2 separate regions of the Homo sapiens genome follow, and region 2 is linked to region 1. The links are chromatin contacts, found by Hi-C or POLR2A ChIA-PET in ENCODE. All regions are on one chromosome and are shown on one strand. Each heading gives the region's core, a stretch centred on a gene start or an enhancer-like site at or near the end of the contact. The rest is flanking DNA. Distances are from core to core; before and after follow the strand shown.

Region 1 (5,753 bases), core at 2,334-4,833:
AGGAAGAAGGAATAGGGTTGAAGAAAAGTAAACAAAAGAACAATTTTTTAAGAAAGGAAGCAAACAGAGAAATAAAGTTTTTTTTTTTTTTTTCAGCTGTGAGGAATTTTAGCTAATTCAGAGGACTCCTTCCCATAATTTGTAATTCTCATTTAGATTTGACCAAGTCAGGTAAAGGTGGTCAAATCTGATGGGAGAAAGACTGGAGCAACAATAACAAACCAAAGAATATAATTACTGAGTGCTCTAATGGTAAAGAGGAATTAAGATCAGCTGGTTGCCAATCTTAACTTTTAGTCATTAAGGAGAATTTTCAAGACAAAATCCCAATTCAGCTGCTTACTAGGAGTGCGGCCCAGGCTCAAGGCTGCTTTCTACCATCTTAGAAGCAGAAAAAAACCTCAAACTTGCCTTTCCTCTTGGAAGCAAGCTGAAAATCCAGAAAGGAGTTGCCTGCACTCCATCAACATGGAAACAGAAAAACTCACTTTCCTTGTTGGACGTGAGCGAAACTCCAGAAAAGGAGTTGTACAGCAAGATAAACCTTAGGTCTCAACCAAATTTGGGGAGATCAGGGATTCTCTGGAGAGGAAATCTCTGCACCTCAGCAAATTGTCCCATTGGTTTGAGCAATAAAGATAGTTCAAGCTGGTACCAAGCATTGATAGATTTGTTAAAGGTCAGGGCCACCTCCATTCAGAGTTCCCCGTGTTGGTCACCAATTTGTAAACCAAAATGTATCTGAGACAGGTCTCAATCAATTTAGAAGTTTAGTTTGCCAAGATTAAGGACATACCTGGAACAAATAAACGTGGAATCACAGGAAGTCTGTGGTCTGTGCCTTTCTTCAAAGATGACTTTGAGGGCTTCAGTATTTAAAGGCGAAAAGTGGCTGGAGGGGAAAGAGGGAGTGTGTGATAGTCCACATGCTGCAAGAGAAAAGAAGCAGGTAGGGCAATAGTTAATTGTGTATTTGTCTTGTGGTCAGTAAATCAGCACTTTATATAAGATACGGTGAACATAGAGTGGCTACCTGTGGAGATGTTCAACCTTTTGTCTGTAGCTATCGGTTTAGGAACAACAGGAAAGGCAGCTTCTTGCATGACTCAGCTTTCAGCTTAAGTTTTTTTTTCTTTTGGCATAGTAAATCAGGCCCCACGTTTTATTTTTTTCATAGTGGAAAAGAACCCCTCTACACTTTGGGAGGCTGAGGTGGGTGGATCACCTGAGTTCGGGTATTCGAGACCAGCCTGGCCAATATGGTGAAACCCAGTCTCTACTAAAAATACAAAAAATTAGCTGGGCGTGGTGGTGGGTGCCTGTAATCCCAGCTACTTGGGAGACTGAGGCAGGAGAATCACTTGAACCCAGGAGGCAGAGGTTGCAGTGAGCCGAGATTGTCCCACTGCACTCTAGCCTGGGCATGACAGAGCGAGACTCCGTCTCAAAAACAGACAGACAAACAAAGAAAAACCCTCTAGAAGGTAGAGCTAAGACCACAGGAAACAATGTGCTAGTGGTGGGGTGGGGGTGGGGGGTACCATGGGTCAGGATTGAGGCCTAATCAAGGAACATTCCCACCCTGGTTGAGAGGACCCTTGCAATGTCTGCTGGGCAGGATTCCGAGAGTGCCACAGACTAATGATGGCTGGCTGTGTCTCATTCTTTCCCTTTTGGAATGGGAGTGCTTATCGTAGGTATCCTGGGAGAATTCCCTCAGCATAATTAAGAATGTGAGTTAATCAAGATTCATGCCTGAATATTCAGTCACTTCATCTTTACATGGCAATGGGCCAAGGCAACACCTACAAACAGGGTCTACATATTACTCAAACCCAAAGAATTTTGAGGTCTGCTTCAAAACACCAAAAAAAGAGAATTATCTTAAAAGATGGCCATGACAGTTATAGCTGGGATCATGTTCTTTTATTTTCATATTACCAAAGTAATGCATGAATGCATGCTTATTTTTTTTTAAAATTTAGGAAAACATCATTGTACACCGAGTAAAAAGTGAAAATATTGTTTATTGCAGTCCACAATCTCTTCCTTGCACAACCCCACTTATCTCCCCATAGATAGCCACTGAAATCGTTCAGCAGAACTGATGAACTATGGTATAACTCTTAATGTGAGATAGGAAAAACATAACAAAAATGGTTATATAAGTGTATTGTGTAGATGTGTACTTAGGAAAGTGCTAGAAGGAATCAAATATTAATCATGGCATTCCCTGAATTGTGGGATTATGCTTGTTATTTGCTTTCTTCCTGATGTTTTTCTAAGTTTTCTAATTTTCGATATAAAAATGCTAATTTTGTTCAGTTCCCACCTATGAGTGAGAATATGCGGTGTTTGGTTTTTTGTTCTTGCGATAGTTTACTGAGAATGATGATTTCCAATTTCATCCATGTCCCTACAAAGGACATGAATGCTAGATGACGAGTTAGTGGGTGCAGCGCACCAGCATGGCACATGTATACATATGTAACTAACCTGCACAATGTGCACATGTACCCTAAAACTTAAAGTATAATTAAAAAAAAAAAGAGAGAAAAAAATGCTAATTTTATATTTATGTAGAGCAGGATTTATGTCCAATTCAATTGAAGGAGTTTCAAGTCATTGCAGTAAAAAGTTTTATAAAAGTCGGGTGCGAAGAACGAGTAATGAGGTAGGCCTACAAGACAGTCAACACAAGAAGAATTTACAAGTAATTCAATAAATACCTATTCAGTGCCAACATTGTTTTAGGAGTTAAGAAGAAAATGGTGATTAAGACAGGTAAGATCCCTCTTCTCATGGACATAAATATGTCACAAAGGAGGCAGATTATGAATAATACATCAATAAGATAATTCAGGTAATATCTAGTGCTATGAAGAAACTAAAGAAGGGCATGGTAATAGCACATGCTGTCAGGGAGTAATATCTGCGAGACAGGACAGTCAAAGAAGGCCTCTCTGGGGCCTTCGGAGCTGAGACTTGGATGCGAAGGACCAACCTACTCAATGCTCTGCAGCCAGAGCATTTGAGGCAGAAGAAACAGCAGTTGCAAAAACCAAGGCAGGTATAGGCTTGGTTGATTCAGGGAGTGGGTGGATTCAGCTGGTACAAATCTGTGAAGGCAAATCCTGATAGTAATATGAACCTGTTGAATGGATGGTAGTTACACACATTGAAATGTCTGCACTTTTGGCAGGGATTTTCTTGAGAGGAAAAAGTATGACCTATAAAATATTATTGACAAAGTTTTCAAATGTGGCAAGAGCAACTGCAGTGCTAAAATGGTATTAAACCACACAGAAGCTAGGCACGGTGGCTCACGCCTGTAATCCCAGTATTTTGGGAGGCCGATGAGAACGGATCACCCGAGGTCAGGAGTTCGACACCAGCCTGGCTAACATGGGTGAAATCCCGTCTCTACTAAAAATACAAAATTAGCCAGGAGTGGTGGCACACGCTTGTAGTCCCAGCTGTTCGGGAGACTGAGGCAGGAGAATCGCTTGATGCCAGGAGGTGAAGGTTGCAGTGGGCAGAGATCATGCAACTGCTCTCCAGCTTGGGCAACAGAGTGAAACTCTGTCTAAAAAACCAAAACCAAAACCAAAACCAAGCCAAACCAAACCAAAACAAAACAAAACAAAAAACCCACACAGAAAGCCTACATGAGTATAAAAGTCAGTTTTCTGTTTTCCTTTTTTTGTTTGCTTATAATCTAAATATAGACTCAGTATCATGAACAGCTAAGACATGTATAGTTACTTTTTTTATTTTTATTTTTTGAGACAGGGCGTCTCTCTGTCACCCAGGTAGGAGTGTAGTGTTGTGATCATGACTCACTGCAACCTCAATATCCCTGGCCCAAGCCATCCTCCTGCCTAAGCCTCCCGAGTAGCTGGGACTACAGGTGCACACCACCACACCCAGCTTCTTTTTTTAAAAAAATTATTTTTAGTAGAGATGAGGTCTTGATATGTTGCCCAAGCTGGTCTTGAACTCCTGAGCTCAAGGGATCCTCCTGTCTAGGCTTCCCAAAGTGCTGGGATTACAGGTGTGAGCCACCACAGCTGGCCATAGTTAGTTAAACAATTTCAAGATGAGATCTCAGAGAGCCCTTTTCTTCACCATGGCTGATTAAGCTCTCTAAAAGTAAGGTACAGTGTCAGCACTGAGTTCTAGGCAGCAGATGCTGAGTCAGCGAGCAGTAATTGTCTAAGACCTGAGTTGAGTCAGAGATCTTAGCATACAGGCTATGTTGTGTGTGCGTTTGTTGGGGGTGGGATGAGGTGGGGTGTGTGTGTGGCTACGAATCTGGGAGGCCACAGCAGTTGGGCTGGACATACAACCGGAATGATCAAATGTGGAGCTAGAGCTGCCTAGATACTCTGCTTCAAAGGATCCAGCTTCATTTTTAAAACAAGAGTAGGCTGTGCTTCAGTGGACTAATTTATGGAAGATGGAGACCGTGAGGGGCCTTGAAATTATAGCTCTGATCTTTCAGAAACTACCTACCAAGGATTGGGTCCTGCTGGCAGCAGCAGACTCAGAGTGTGGCTGGCTTAGCTGAGAGAGGATGAATCATTTTAGGAAGATGGTGAGTGAACTTGATGAAACAGAGATGTTTAGTTTAAAGATAAGGGGGATCCTGACTTTTTGTAAAGTTTATTATGAGAAGAACATTACCGAGATGTTTGAATTTCTTCATTTTTGTAAATTGTATTTCACTTTTTTGGTGTTTTAAATTTTTTAATTATTTGTAAATTAATACGTATTTGTACATGGAACATGTGAAATTTTGATACATGTATGCAGTGTGATTTAATGTGATGAAATCAAGGTATTTAGGATATCTATTGCCTGGAACATTGATCATTTCTTATTGTTTTATTCTTATTGCCTTGGTTTATAGAGGCAAATGTATTGTCACAGACAGAATAGAACCAGCTGGAAAGTGTGCTGGTTTTTCTTTTATTAACCACAGCTATGTGGATTCTGGTGCCCAGCACCACTAGTCACTTTTGGCAGTACCTGAATTTTAGGGTACATCTTTGGTTGAGATGAATAGTCTTTGAAATGTTAGCTTTGCATTCCTAAATATATAATAGAAAAAGGCAAATGTCAGTCTGACACAGGTGACAGCAGTTGCTGAAATGGACCCTGGATTCATTGTAAAACCAGATGGTTTAGGAGACAGAAATTTAGATGGCAAAGTCTGCCATATTGAGTTGAACAAATAAAACCTTAAAGGAAGAGCCAAAGTCTTGATGGACTATTAAACAACAACCTGTCTTGATGAGCAGGCATCAATAACATGTCAGTGCTGGTTACGGTAACAATAAGAAGACAATATAACCTCTATTCAGATGCATCAAGGATAACTTCCAAAAACATGCCTGTAGCTGGAGGGAAATGGATTTTCAGTTCAAGTTACACACATTGAAATGTCTGCATTTGTAACACTTCTGACTAATAATTCTGAAATGTCTTGCTTTGTATTTACTTAAGAATACATATGGGGCAAAGGAATCAAATTCTGTAAAATGGAAAGATGGGTTACTAGGAAACATACATAAATATACACAAATAGATACTAATGTATGTAACTGAGCAATTAACACCTATAATTTACTTTCTTCCAAATAGGTTCATTCCAGTCTCTGAAGCAGTTCACGCTGTTGACTCTGGGCAGTAGCATCTTTTCCTCACCTCGTATTGCCAGTAACTGGAGCAATATGAGGTAGGGAGAAGAT
Region 2 (5,753 bases), core at 1,581-4,080, 370 kb after region 1:
GAGGTATCTTTCAGGTTAACTGCCTTTGCTTATCTCTGCATGTAGGCCAAGCTAACTACGAGAGGAACTTAGCTTGTTGTTTAAATGATAATAATCCCTTCCTAAAATGAGTCCCAAGGAGTTAAGGATGGTGTACACACAAGTAACAATGTTGTACTGAGGATCTGTGGGAGTGTTGTGACTCTCCAAAGATGGAGAGGTTTCCTGGCCTCCTCATACATTCACTGGCACCTAGATGTCTCCGGTCATCAGGTGCCTCCTGATCCCAAACCCCTCCTCTTCCCCCTGCCATTAACATAAAAAGGGCCTGAAATTTGTACTGATTTAAGATGGTTCTTTAGGACATTAGTCTGCCTTCTTCTCAGATGGCTCTGCAAAAAGTTACCTTCCTTGCTGCAACTCCTTGTCTCTTGACTTACTGGTTGCCATGCAGTAAGCAGAATAAGTTTGGATTCAGCTACAATATGTGTAGGAAATTTGTGATAAGATACTTAAAAATGTTTAACAGTAGTCACATCTGTAAGGTGAGAATGAGAAAAAAAATGCTGGTCTTTTTTTACTCTTTGCATTTTTCAAATAAATTCATGTACGACTTTTATGGTAAAAGATTATTTAAACTTTAAAGTACATTGAGAATCTTGAAGTAAGATGGCAGTAAGTGAATTATGTTTGATTTACTCTCTTCCATCTTTCTGTAAATCTATAGTCTGTACTTAAATATAAGAACTGAAACTATAAAAATCCTAGAAAAAAATCTAGGAAATATGATTCTGGACATAGGCCTTGACAAAGAATTTATGATTAACTTTTCAAAAGCAATTACAACAAAACCAAAAACTGACAAGTGGGGCCTAATTAAACTAAAGAGCTTCTGTACAGCAAAGGAAACTATCAACAGAGTAAGCAGAGAACCTGCAGAATGGAAGGAAATATTTGCAAACTACACATCTGACAAAGATCTAGTATCCAAAACAATACTAGATATTCTTAGTGTATCATTATACTTAGTTCATTCTTAATATAATGATCTTAATTCAACAAGCAAAGAACAAATAATCCCATTAAAAAGTAGGCAAAGGACATAAACAGACACTTCTCGAAAGAAGACCTACAAGTGGCCAAGAAACATGAAAAAATTCTCAACATCACTAATCATCAGAGGAATGCAAATCAAAACCACAATGAGAAACCATCTCACACCAATCAGAATGGCTATTATTAAAAAATCAAAAAATAGTAGATGTTGATGAGGCTGTGGAGAAAAGGGAATGTTTATACACTGTTGGTAGAACTGTAAATTAGTTCAGCCACTGTGGAAAGCAGTTTGGAGATTTCTCAAAAAACTTACAACAGAACTACCATTTGATCCAGCAATCCCATTACTGGGTATATACCCAGAGGAAAATAGATCATTCTACCAAAAAGTCACATGCGCTCATATGTTAACTGCAGCACTATTCACGATAACAAAGACACAGAATCAACTTAGGTGCCCAACGGTAGATTGGATAAAGAAAATGTGGTACATATACACCATTGAATACTACACACCCATAGAAAACAATGACATCATGTCCATTGCAGCAACATAGATGTAGCTGGAGGCCATTATTCTAAATGAATTAACACAGGAACAGAAAACCAACTACTGCATAGTCTCACTTAAAAGTGGGAGCTAAACGCTGAGTACTCGCAGACGTAAAGATGGGAACAATAGCCACTGGGGACTCCTGGAGGAGGGAAGGTGGCAAAGGTTGAAAAACTACCTATTGGGTACTAGGGACATGACCTGGGTGACAGATTCAGTCATATCCCAAACCTCAGAATCACACAATTTACCCATGTGTACATGTAACACTGAATCTAAAATAAAAATTGAAGTTAAAAAAAAGTAAATGGAAGCTTGCTTTAAAAAAATATTCTGCCAGAAGGGTTTCTTGGTAAAATAATTGAGAAATGTTCTATATTTTCTCTCCTACTAAATAGAAGATAATATAATACAATTTGGTAATTAAAGCCTCTGAGAAGTCCTTCTTCTATGGTAAAGAAATCCGATCCCTGCCACCCCCACACCTGAAAATCTATAGTCTATAGTAAAAGCTTATTTATTTATCTTCTTATTTTTAGAGACAGGGATGTTGCTGTGTTGCCCAGGCTGGCCTCATACTCCTGGGCTCAAGCAATCTTCCTGCCTCAGCCTCCTTAGTAGCTGGGACTGCGGGTGCACACCACTGCCCCCCTACTATTTATTTACCTTTAAACTTTAACTGCCTACTCTTTCCCCATCCTCCACTATACCACTTCCTTCACCCCCAAGACAGACTGGGTGACTCGTATTACGTGGTGAGATCCTCTTGTCACAGCTGTATAGATCAAGAATCACTTGACCAATAAGAAATTCTCCCTCTGGAATTTTGAACTAGAACTAGGGCATTTGTCAGTTTGGTCTCTCTTGAGCCCAGACACGTAGTTCCAAGATTGAAGTAATTGTTTTAAACATGCGCAAGGGAAGTAGAAAAAGGTGGTTTGCCTAGAGGGAAAAAAATGCCACAGATGACCCCAGAAACAGACATTGGCCATGGGGCTGAACAGAGGCTGAGGCAATTGCTTCCTTGAACTCGTTTGACCCATCTGTTTAGTCTCTTATGATGCCCACCTGTACTTCTTACCTTTGGATTAGTGAGTCTCCCACTAAAGCCTCATTGTGTTTTGTTTAAGCCAGGTAGAGTAGAATTTTTATTACTTGCTTCTGAAAGTACTCAGACTGATGGTGCCCATGGAGACACAGGAAGACCAAATCCCACAACAGTACTGGAAACCAGGTTACCCATATGCCGCATGTGGGAGACATTTCTACTTATTGCTATGAGAATGAGGAACTGAGAAACAGGTGCCTCAAACTGCTCCATCCTTGGGCAAGTTCAGAAGCAGGAAGGAAGAGATATGACATGCCAAAGTTAACTATCTGAATTTAAAGACACGAAAGCAACACCAAACAGAAATTTGGGCAGGCCCTCTGGACTGCTACTTTCCCAGCTTCCCCCACCTGATAGCAGTCCGTTCAGAAAATGCAGTTCGAGTATATAATTAACTGACCCAGGTGAGGGAGCAGGTGGTTGGGGCAGGGTAGGACATAAAATTATAAAACGAGTGATAATTGCCCAGGAGCAGAGAAAGGAAGTGGTATATGTAAGAAAATGTTGTTTTTCATTTATAGTCAAAGAAAAATAGTTGTGAACTGGTTTAAAAATTACAGGATACAAACTCGATTCCAGAAGATCAAAGAACTACCGCTATTCAACAAAGTTGCCCAAGATTAATTTCTAGTAGGTCCTGGTATTGAACTCAGTTATTCATAGCAACCTACCCTCCAGGTTCATATTTGGAAATGGAATCCAATTAACCTGTTAATACACTTGAGGAAAGAGAAGTTCTTCTACATACTTATATCAGGTATTGGCAAAAATGTATCTCCATAGATCTCTGTCTTCATTTAAAGATGAATAAACAAGGAAAAATCAGGTACTACCACCACCCCACAAAAAAAGGCAGTAAAACATAAAAAGAGAAAAAAGGGGAAAGTCTGAAAGTAAAACTCGTCCATTACCACAAAGAGAAAAAACAATAGAAAATAGGTACTTTATATTCTTGCAGAGCTAAAAGAACATTTTTTAAAATAACATAAGGATGGGTCACTATGAGGGGGAAGATGGAAGCAGTGAGTAGCAGAACACATAAAAAGGTAAGGAGAGGCCGGGTGTGGTGGCTCACACCTGTAATCCTAGCACTTTGGGAGGCCAAGGCAGGCGGATCACGAGGTCAGGAATTCGAGACCATCCTGGCCAACATGGTGAAACCCTGTCTCTACTAAAAATACAAAAATTAGCTGGACGTGGTGGTGGGCACCTGTAATCCCAGCTATTTGGGAGGCTGAGGCAGGAGAATCCCTTGAACCCAGGAGGCGGAGGCTGCAGTGAGCCGAGATCATGCTATTGCACTCCAGCTTGGGCGATAGGGTGAGACTCTGTCTCAAAAAACCAAACAAACAAAAACAAACAAAAAAACAAAGGTAAGGAGAGACTGCAAGGATGCAAAATGCCACAGTATGATTGAAATCCTGGGAGAGAGAGGAAAGAGCAGAAGTGACATCATAGGAAATTAGGCTAGTGATAAAATTTGCTTCTGATCTGGTGTAGACACCAGCCTGTGTGACCTGCTTTATTCATTACCTACTGATTGGCAATGACTGAATCTTCCTCCACAGCCTTTATTACTATGTTTTTCCTAATAAGACATCCTTTAAATCCTGAGTCTTCACTGATTTCTTCATAAGGCATTTTGTTGACTACAGACTCCTTACAATACTAGAAGAGAAGAATTAGGATGTTTCAACACAAACAAAAGGTAAATGTTTGAGGTGATGGATATCCCAGTTACCCTGATTTGATCATTACACGTTGTATATATGTATGAAATATCACATGTACCACCCAAATACGTACAGCTATTTTATATCAATAAAAAAGACATTTTGAACTTGACTACTGGGTGAAAGTTGCTACCACACTCTCTTCTCTCTGAACCCTAGGTATTTTCTCTTCTGTTTTCTCTGTGCACAATCAGCATTATTTTCTACGTGCTGTAGCAAAGAAAGAAGTATTTCCAAACTTCTTTGTTGAGAACATCTATGTTTTCTTTTTCTTTCTTTCTTTTTTTTTTGAGACAGTATTTCACTCTTGTCACCCAGGCTGGAGTGCAGTGGCACAATCTCGGCTCACTGAAACCTTTGCCCCTCCCCGGGTTCAAGCGATTCTCCTGCCTCAGCCTCCCGAGTAGCTAGAATTACAGGCACATGCCACACACCTGGCTAATTTTTTGTGGTTTTATTAGAGACGGGGTTTTGCAGTGTTGGCCAGGCTCGTCTGGAACTCCTGACCTCAAAAAATCACCTTTGTTTTAAATGCAAAGTGAAAATGCCTTGTTAACTTGAGCATCAACACAGGTGTTGTGGCTTATCCTCTGAAACATCAAGTGCATCCTATTCCTCCAGACAGTAATAGCAGCTGCCGTTCCTCACTTCATGTCTAATGTCAATTGGGTTACATAATTTTCAACAAAAAGGATATAAAATAATCATTGTTTGGTAAAAAATGTAAATAATTACATTAAAAACCATAGAAAATCAACTGAGAAAACTTTTCATGCTAATAAGAAATTTTAGTAAAGTGATCCAATACAAATAGAAAAGAAATATAAATATAAAACCCAGTAATTGTGTAGGAATATATATATATATTTCCATATATAATGGAAAATATAACAGTATATATATATATAGTCTATTGTATTAGTAAGTCATAATTATAAGGTTATAGGAAGAAACCTTGTTAACTTTATTTAGCTATAACTGATATGGGATAAACTGCATATGTTTAAAGTGACCATTTGCTCAGTTTTGAGTTACGTATTTACCTGTGGAACCATGACCATCACCTGTGAAATCACATCAGAACCATCAGCCCCCAAATGTTCTCATGATGGCTTATCTTTCACTTCTCCAGAAAACTACTGAATTATTTTCTGTCACTATTGTTTCCATGTTTTTGAAATTTATATAAATGGCAATCTACATGATGTGTTCCTTTTTTGCCTGGCATCTTTCATTCAGCATAATTATTTTGAAATCCATCCATGTTTGTGCGTGTATCAATAGCTCATATTTTTTTTTATTGCTGAGTGGTATTTCCAGGTAT

What was found. A loop is a pair of places that touch in the nucleus more often than their neighbours do. ChIA-PET counts read pairs that join two places held with the same protein, here RNA polymerase II (POLR2A). Pooled maps may share reads with other maps.
Region 2: a loop to region 1 is called in a pooled map, with 4 times the contacts of the local background. The contact joins two enhancer-like sites. A Hi-C loop is called at or near these places in 2 of 168 maps with a recorded cell type or tissue (GM12878 and OCI-LY7), 5 of 37 single-sample maps with no recorded cell type and 4 of 50 pooled maps. POLR2A ChIA-PET finds 5 or more read pairs at or near these places in 1 of 52 experiments (OCI-LY7).

What each region holds. Positions count from the first base shown.
Region 1 is chr7:135,990,453-135,996,205 of GRCh38, forward strand. It overlaps a transcript of LOC105375523 not described here. Among named protein-coding and RNA genes, the nearest start is that of MTPN, 16 kb to the left of the region's middle. Within about 2 kb of position 3,584, at least 2 of the 41 ENCODE cell types and tissues checked have a DNase peak (open chromatin) inside an H3K27ac peak, as active enhancers do.
Region 2 is chr7:136,356,666-136,362,418 of GRCh38, forward strand. The region is part of intron 4 of LOC105375523 (a long non-coding RNA gene); the gene reads left to right. Among named protein-coding and RNA genes, the nearest start is that of MTPN, 380 kb to the left of the region's middle. RefSeq lists an enhancer at 3,003-3,102. Within about 2 kb of position 2,831, at least 2 of the 41 ENCODE cell types and tissues checked have a DNase peak (open chromatin) inside an H3K27ac peak, as active enhancers do.